2 separate regions of the Homo sapiens genome follow, and region 2 is linked to region 1. Evidence: read pairs that join two places in POLR2A ChIA-PET (ENCODE). Cell type or tissue: endothelial cell of umbilical vein. All regions are shown on one strand. Links, peaks and the distances in the headings refer to the core of each region. The heading gives the core; the rest is flanking DNA. Region 1 overlaps KIF5B (kinesin family member 5B). Region 2 has its middle 130 kb from the start of EPC1.

Region 1 (4,406 bases), core at 150-4,149:
AGATGCTGTACATTGATGATGGTAATAAATATTCAGCAAGCATTTGAGTTCCTCTGGAGTGCCAGGCACTGTGTTAGGAGTTAAACACGGTCCTGACTTTGAGTTGACAGGCTAGTGAGTAAAGCAGACAGGTAAATTGATCGAATACTCATTGGTAAGTGTTATGATTAAATGCAGATACTGTAAGAACACATAGGATGAGACTTTTACCCAGATATTTTGGGGGTGCGTTGTGGAATTGGGTTAGAGGAAGAGGTAAATGTGATACATGAAATAATTTTGCTTTCCTTCTCAAAAATAAAAAGATTTTGAAGGAAAGTTTCAAATGTTTGGAGTCTCTTAAAATCTTCCCAGGGAAGTTAGTAATGATGTCTTTTTTTCTCATTAATAAATGTTTCTGTAGGAAATCTGTTATCCACTTAGTTGTGCCCATGTTGGGGTTTTTTTTTCTTTTTAAAATAATGAATAAAAACAAGGATTGGCTTGCTTATTAGTTTACTTTTCACTGTTATATGCTGTTTCCAACAGAGGCTTCTCTTTTTGTTTTGGCTTCCTCTAGAATAGAATGTAATTTCATAGTACCTTTCTTGTCACCAAAAACAAACAACAAACAAAATCCTCGAAAGCCAGAAATCAAAGGATTGCCTTTTTCCCCCCTTTGACCTAATAAAAGAATATATTTAAATGTTAATGTCAGAGGCTAGAAAAAAATTTCATAGGAGGGTCAGGTGCAGGGGCTTACTTAGGCCTGTAATCCCAGCACTTTGTGAGGCTTGAGGCAGGAGGGTTGTTTGAGCCCAGGAGTTTGAGATCAGCCTGGGCAACATAGCAAGACCCTGTCTCTACAAAATTTTTTTTAGAATTAGCCAGGCCTGGTGGCATGTGCCTCTAGTCCTGGCTACTTGAAGCTGAAGCAGGCAGCTTACTACACCCAAGAGGTTGAGGCTGCAGTGACCAGTGAGCTATGATTGTGCCATTGCACTCTGAACAGAGGGGAGACCCTGTCTCATAACATTTTTTTTCATAGGAACTTCTTGGTAATTGATTTTGAGGTAGGAGTGAGTGTTACACTTTGTGGGTAGGATAAAGAGGAAGGTCGGGGTTTGTGAGGATTAGCTACTAATTAACCATCAATTAGTCTTGTTTCTAAAATCTCATCTGTATGTAAATTGGCAGAGGATTTTTTTTCTTTTTGGTCACATAAAGCTTTGGAGTGTAGATGTAATGACATTTGAGATGTACACTGATACAAGAGATTCTTTATTATAAGCAGTGGAATTTAAAATTTGTTTCTTAATTAACCACAGAAAGCAGTCTGGGTCCAGAGAAAATTGCTTAGATGGGTCATCACTAAGAAAATTACTGTTGTTATATATTTCCTTTAATGTCTTTATAAATCCTTTATGTACTAAACTTTGATGGAGTCTTTCATATTAGCATAAAGAAAATCTGAATCTTTCTTGCCACTCTTTCCACAAATAATTTTGGTTTTTTTTTTTTTTTTTTGAGACAGAGTCTCACTGTGTCACCCAGGCTGGAGTGCAGTGGCTCGATCTCAGCTCACTGCAACCTCCTTCTCCTGGGCTCAGGCGATTTTTGTGCCTTAGTCTTTCGAGTAGCTGAAATTACAGGCCACGTACAGCTAATTTTTTTTTTTTTTTTTTGAGATGGTGTCTTACTCTGTCACCCAGACTGGAGTGCAGTGGCGCGATCTCGGCTCACTGCAACCTCCACCTGCCCGGTTCAGGCAATTCTCCTGCCTCAGCCTCCTGAGTAGCTGGGACTACAGGCACGCGCCACCAAGCCCAGCTAATTTTTTGTATTTTTAGTAGAGACAGGGTTTCACCATGCTGACCAGGCTTGAACTCCTGACCTTGTGATCCGCCTGCCTTGGCCTCCCAAAGTGCTGTGATTACAGGAGTGAGCTACCGCACCCAGCCACTCCCACAATATTTTATTATACAGAATTTAGTATGCAAGGGTTAGGAAGAGGGTGTGTGTGTGTGTGTGTGTGTGTGTGTGTGTTTTAGGGTGTTTTATACCTCACTAGGAATAAACATCTGATATTTTCCTGTAACATTAAGTAATTTTTTTTTTAACCTTTTCTCTACCCTGTCATCCTGTAGTTTAAGTAATTTCTTAGGAATCTTGCTTAAGGAAAAAATCCCCTGAACTATAAAATCTTTTCTCATAGATGTACTTGAAGGATATAATGGAACAATATTTGCATATGGACAAACATCCTCTGGGAAGACACACACAATGGAGGTAACGTTTTATAATCTGTACTTAGATGTGGTTTGCAATACATACAGCATTCATTATTTGTGATATTATTTCACCATGCATAAACATTTTAATTTACTCTTTATTGCCTTTTCTCATACAAATAATATACATGTAACATCATTGTTGGAATCTAATCAGTTCCTGAGTTTAAATAGTAAGGGATACCTGTATTTGAGATTATATTTGAGATTGTTTTATCAGTTAGCATAACCATAAAATAAATAACATTTTAGACAAGAATTTTTTGTCACCCTGTTATATGGGAAATTTTGAATGCTTATGTGTTGTTGATTTTATGTAGTATAAATAACTTTTTCCTGTTCTCCTTGGCTCCTCCTTCCTCAAAATAACTGTCACTCTTCTCTGATAAGAATGTTGCCATAATTATCAGTGCTGCTGTTAATAATAGATGTGGACCCACTATAGCTTTGCTTCTAGAAAACAGCCTGTGATTTTCTGCCACTGCTAAAGAGCATCTGTTTTTATCATTTATTTGAGTGTACTATATTAAGTAAATGACTGCTTCTTTTAGTGTGATTCATATTACTGATTTTCATAAAGTCATAGAGAACAAGGACATCCTAGTATTTGCATGAATTTGCCTCGAAGTAGAAGGAACAATGTAGAATTATATGGAAAGAAACTAAAACCTTTTTAATTATGTTCATTTTACAATGAACATTTTACAAGCATGGATAATCTAAATCTAGTGATTAAATGAAGGGTTAAGATCTGTTGGTAACCCATGTGGTTGATGTACAGTACTGTGTATGTGTAATAGTTGAATTGGATTTTTTAGGTATTTACAGAGCCGTTTCCACAAAAATATAGTTCCTGTCCTTTCTTGACTATAAGTTGTAGATTGAAACTCTTTGTTTTTACTTCATATTTTATAATTTATTTAAGAAGTCTAGTTTTGTTTTTTGTTTAGGGTAAACTTCATGATCCAGAAGGCATGGGAATTATTCCAAGAATAGTGCAAGATATTTTTAATTATATTTACTCCATGGATGAAAATTTGGAATTTCATATTAAGGTAAATTCCTTGAGGAAAGATTATATTTTATTTTACAGCAAGAATAATGTTCTAAAAAAATAGTAAATGCTGGTTTCTTTAATTTTAAAAATTGTTTTTCTGGAAAGGTACAGTTGAAAGATCATTCAGGTTAGTAAACTTGGATTTTTGTTCATCTGCCATTAGATGAACAGGAATGTTAACTAACGTAAATGATTAAGTCTTTAGCCTCCTTCAAAAAATAAAGGAGGTTGCTTTACTGCAGAACTTGAAGGTTTCTACTACATAAAACTATTCTAATTCATTTTAGATGAAGATAATGTAATTTATGTCCAATGGGAAGACTGCTTAAATAACTAAGCTAATTTGGCTAATTTATGTCTTCCCATTAGAATGTGAGCTATGGCTGGTATGTTGATAACTGTCTCTCTAGTCTAAACAATGCCTAGCACTCAGACCTCAATATGCGAATAAGTTATATAACTTTAGTTGATCGGTGTTTTTTTAAATTTGCCCTTTAGGTTTCATATTTTGAAATATATTTGGATAAGATAAGGGACCTGTTAGATGGTAAGTTAAATTCTTGCTAATCAGTTTTAAATAACATCTGTTAATTCCTTTTTAATAATAGATGTGAGACTATTTCTTTGTAACCTATATGAAATTGTCTTAAGTTATTGGAAATAGACAAAATTTTTTTTCTTCTAAAGTTTTAGTTGAATACCTTTAAATAGAATAACTAGTTTAAAGCGATGTTTATGGGTACTTCTTAGTAGTAATTAGAGCATTGGACTGGGAGTTACATAATCTGAGCCCTGAGTTCTAGTCTTCTGTCAACTGTCAATTAGATACATTGTCCTTAGGCAAATCATTGAACCATTCAGGGTTAATGTTCTTGTTTATAAAATGTGGGTGGTAGGTTGGAGTGGTCCTAAAATTCTATATTGTTGCATTGGTTTCTATTTACATCTCCTGCTGTGTCTGTAAGGTCTGCTTTAGAGCAATGTTTTAATATGTTTTTAGAGTTCAACTATTGCTGTTAGGCTGCTCAGGAAAGCCTATCAGTTATTTCATATCCAGTGTTAAGAGTTTTAGGAGAATG
Region 2 (4,406 bases), core at 254-4,253, 180 kb before region 1:
GCTGGGACTACAGGTGTGAACCATCATGCCTAGCCTTGCTACTGATTTTTGTATATGAATTTTATATTCTGCAACTTTGCTGAATTCACTGATCAGTTCTAACAGTTTTTTCGTAGCGTCTTTAGGTTTTTTTAGGCATGAGATCATGTCATCTGTGAACAAGGCTAATTTGATTTCTTCCTTTCCAAACTGGATGCCCTCTATTTCTTTCTCTTGCCTTATTGCTTTGGCCAGGACTTTCAGTGTTATGTTAAATAACAGTGGTGAAACTGGGCATCCTCGTTTTGTTCCCATCCTTGGAGGAAAGGCCTTCAATTTTTTCACATTAAGTATGATGTTAGCTGAGGCAAAGCACTTCTAATATTAAACATTGAAATAAATGTGAGCTCTACATACATTTAAGAAAGATCAATAAAAACAAGTAAGATAATTATTTACCTGCTTATTTCCAATTCAGGGTCAAGAGTGGCCGGAGTCTATCCAAGCAGCTCAGGGCACAAGATGGGACCCAGCCTCAGACAGGACTCCATTCCATCACAGGGCACACTCACACACCCCCACACTCACTCATACTGGGACCATCTGAGACAACAATTCACCTAAGGTGCATGTGATACAGTTTGGCTGTGTCCCCACCCAAATCTCACCTTGAATTGTAGCTCCCATAATTCCCGCTTGTCATGGGAGGGACCCAGTGGGAGGTAACTGAATCATACCGGCAGGTTTTTCCCATGCTGTTCTCGTGATAGTGAATACATCTCATGAGATTTGATGGTTTTATAAAGGGGAGTTCCCCTGCACATGCTCTCTTACCTGCTGCCATGTAAGACATGCCTTTGCTGCTCATTTGCCTTCTGCCATGATTGTGAGGCCTCCCCAGCCATGTGGAACTGTGAGTCCATTAAACCTCTTTCCTTTATAAATTACCCAGTCTCGGATATATCTTTATTAGCAGCATGAGAACAGACTAATACAGCATGGCTTTGGGATGTGGGAGGAAGCGGGAGTACCCAGAGGGAATGCATGCAGACAGAGGGAGAACGGGCAAACCACAAAAACAGTGGCTCTGGCCCAGGACCAATTTCTTCTTCTCATCCACATAATAAAATAATGTTGAATGAAATGATGTTATTTGATGACCTGCCTATTCCACAGGAGAGACAAAAGTACATAATGGTCATGAAACTGGATCACTGCGGGGGCACTCCTTAATTGAGGTGCACATGGTCCCTTTTGTTAGGAGAACAAATTGATTTTAAACTCAGGCACAAAGTCTGGCTGAGAAAATGATGAACTAAAAAAAGACTCAAATAACTTAACTTTAAAAAGATTTTAATAAATGTTTTCCCAATCCCATTGGCAGCCTCAAGTGAATAAGGAATGTTTTCCCCATCATTTTGGGCATCATTATCAAATAGCTCGACACAAGTGCATTTTCTGGCAATCTCTTCAGATGGCTTCTTTTAAATTTGTTGAACAAAAGTTACTTACATCACTTTGGTTAGAAACTCTCAAAAGAGTAAATTATATGTAATCACCTCTCAAATTATGAATGCACGTGAATTAGAATTCTTGATGCAAGTTAACATCAAAACTAAAACATTTTCATTAATGTCGATCTTCAAAATTTTCTTCAGCTATGTGAAATTGAGCTGAATAGTTTTATTTTTGACCAATCTTTCTTTCTTTCTTTTTTTTTTTTTTTTGAGGTGGAGTCTTGCTCTGCCGCCCAGGCTGGAGTGCAGTGGCACAATCTTGGCTCACTGCAACCTCTGCCTCCTGGGTTCAAGTGATTCTCCTACCTCAACCTCCCTGGTACCTGGCACACACCACAACGCCCAGCTAATTTTTTTATTTGTAGAGATGGCATTTCGCCATGCTGACCAGGCTTATCTTGAACTTGACCTCAAGTGATCTGCCCGCCCGGCCTCCCAAAGTGCTGAGATTACAGGCATGAGCCACCACACCTTGCCTGACCAATCTTAAATAATTTTTTTCTCATTGGAGAATCATTTAGTAAATATACTACTGTTTACATTTACTTTATTTATTAATGATTTACTTTATTTCCTTAATGATTTACTTTATTTCCATATATGGATTTACTTTATTTCCATTTATGGCAAGTGATACCAGTTTTCCACATGTGGTAATAATGTAAACTTTTCTTCTAAAATATATTTATTATTAGTAAAAATGAGTAAATTAAGGAAAATAGTATGCACTGAAATTTGGAAAACACTAGCATAACAAATATGAAGTATTTGCTTAATACTTTTAAGCTTGGCAAATAGTAAATACATAATGAAAGATAGCTACTATTTTTTAGATACTTTTAGTTACTTTTTAGTTAAATTATTGTGAAATTCTACATTAACATGATTTAATTTACCATTTAAAATTTATTTAACAATTAGATATTCCCTGTCCACAACACGCCAGGCCCTGGGAATTCAAAGATGAAAATGAATGAAATAGACCCTGCTTCCAAAGAGCTACCATTTTGGTGGTGAGAGAGATATTAAATAACCAGTAAAAATATAATGGTTTTGTTTTTGTTTTTTGAGACAGAGTTTCGCTCTGTCACCCAGGCTGCAGTGCAGTGATGCGATCTCAGCTCACTACAACCTCCGCCTCCCCGGTTCAAGTGATTCTTGTGCTTCAGCCTCCCGAGTATAGGTGCGTACCACTACGCCTAACTAATTTTTATATTTTTAGTAGAGACGGGTTTTCGCCATGTTGGCCAGGCTGGTCTTGAGCTCCTGACCTTAAGTGATCTGCCCACCTCGGCCTCCCAAAGTGTTGGGATTACAGGTGTGAGACACTGTGCCCAGCCACAATATAATGTTTTATGTATTATTATTGGAGCTATGTACAAAGTGCAGTAGGAACAGAGGGGAATAGCCCCGAGGTTTACCGAACAGGGTCAGGGAATTCTTTTTTTTTTTTTTTCTTGAGACAGAGTCTCACTCTGTCACCCAGGCTGGAGTGCAGTGGCACGATCTTGGCTCACTGCAACCTCTGCCTCCCAGGTTCAAGCAATTCTGCTGACTCAGCCTCCTGAGTAGCTGGGATTACAGGTGTGTGTCACCACACCCAGCTAATTTTTATAGAGACGGGGTTTCACCATGTGGTCCAGATTGGTCTGCAACTCCTGGCCTTAAGTCATCCACCTGCCTTGGCCTCTCAAAGTGCTGGTATTACAGGCATGAGCCACCATGCCCAGCTGGGAATTATTATTTTTTTTAACTTTTATTTTAGGTTCGGGGTACATGTGCAGGTTTATTATACAGGTAAATTTCATGTCACAGGGGTTTGGTGTACAAATTATTCCGTCACCCAGGTAATGAGCATAGTACCCAATATGTAGCTTTTCCATCCTCACTCTTCTCCCTCCCTCCACCCTCTATAAGGCCTCAGTGTCTATTGTTTCCTTCTTTGTGTCCATGTGTTTTCAATGTTTAGCTCCCACTTATAAGTGAGAACATGTGGTATTTGGTTTTCTGTTCCTGTGTTAGTTCACAGGAACAGTATGCAGCCATACTGACAGGATTATGGCCTCCAGCTCCATTTATATTGCTGCAAATGAGATGATCTCCTTCTTTTTTTATGGCTATGTAGTATTCCATGGTGTATATGTACCACATTTTCTTTATCCAGTCTACCGTTGGTTGGCATTTAGGTTGATTTCATGTCTTTGCTACTGAGAATAGTGCTCTAATGAACATACATGTGTATCGGGGGAACCAGCCCCCAATATTTTAACGTAGGTTCTTTCTATTTTTCCCTAAATATTGGCCGGTTTGAGAAATAAAGAGAAAGAGTACAAAGAGAGGAATTTCACAGCTGGGCCTCTGGGGGTGACATCACATATTGGTAGGACCGTGATGACGACCCCAAGCTGCAAAACCAGCAAATTTTTATTAGGGATTTTAAAAGGGGAGGGGGTGTACGAACAGGGAGTAGGTCACAAAGATCACATGCCTCAAAGGGCAATAAAGATCACAAGGTGAAGGCAAAATTAGAACTACTGATGAGGGTCTATGTCCCGCTGTGCACATATTATCTTGATAAACATCTTAACAGGAAACAGGGTTCGAGAGCAGAGAACTGGTCTGACTAGAATTTACCAGGCTGGAATTTCCCAATCCTAGTAAGCCTGAGGGTACTGCAGGAGACCAGGGCGTATTTCAGTTCTTATCTCAACAGCATAAGACAGACACTCCCAGTGTGGCCTTTTATAGACCTCCCCTGAGGAATGCATTCCTTCCCCAGGGTATCCATTATTAGTATTCCTTGCTGGGAAAAGAATTCAGCGATATCTCTCCTACTCACACGTCCATTTATAGGCTCTCTGCAAGAAAAAAAATATGGCTCTATTCTGCCCGACCCTGCAGGCAGTCAGA

What was found. Peaks named below come from ENCODE experiments on the same cell type or tissue, not always from the same donor. Only the 100,000 strongest peaks of a DNase experiment are listed, where the experiment ranks them.
Region 2: POLR2A ChIA-PET joins it to region 1 with 7 read pairs; 3 of 35 experiments call an interaction of 5 or more read pairs at or near these places.

Annotation. Positions count from the first base shown.
Region 1 is chr10:32,038,246-32,042,651 of GRCh38, reverse strand. It overlaps KIF5B (kinesin family member 5B), which reads left to right. Exons shown (of 26, transcript NM_004521.3): 3 at 2,195-2,268; 4 at 3,221-3,325; 5 at 3,826-3,874. Among named protein-coding and RNA genes, the nearest start is that of KIF5B, 16 kb to the left of the region's middle. In endothelial cell of umbilical vein, for the core only: no CTCF peak of the experiment used is centred there; no DNase peak of the experiment used is centred there; H3K27ac peaks cover 259 bases.
Region 2 is chr10:32,219,198-32,223,603 of GRCh38, reverse strand. No RefSeq gene overlaps it. Among named protein-coding and RNA genes, the nearest start is that of EPC1, 130 kb to the left of the region's middle. In endothelial cell of umbilical vein, for the core only: no CTCF peak of the experiment used is centred there; no DNase peak of the experiment used is centred there.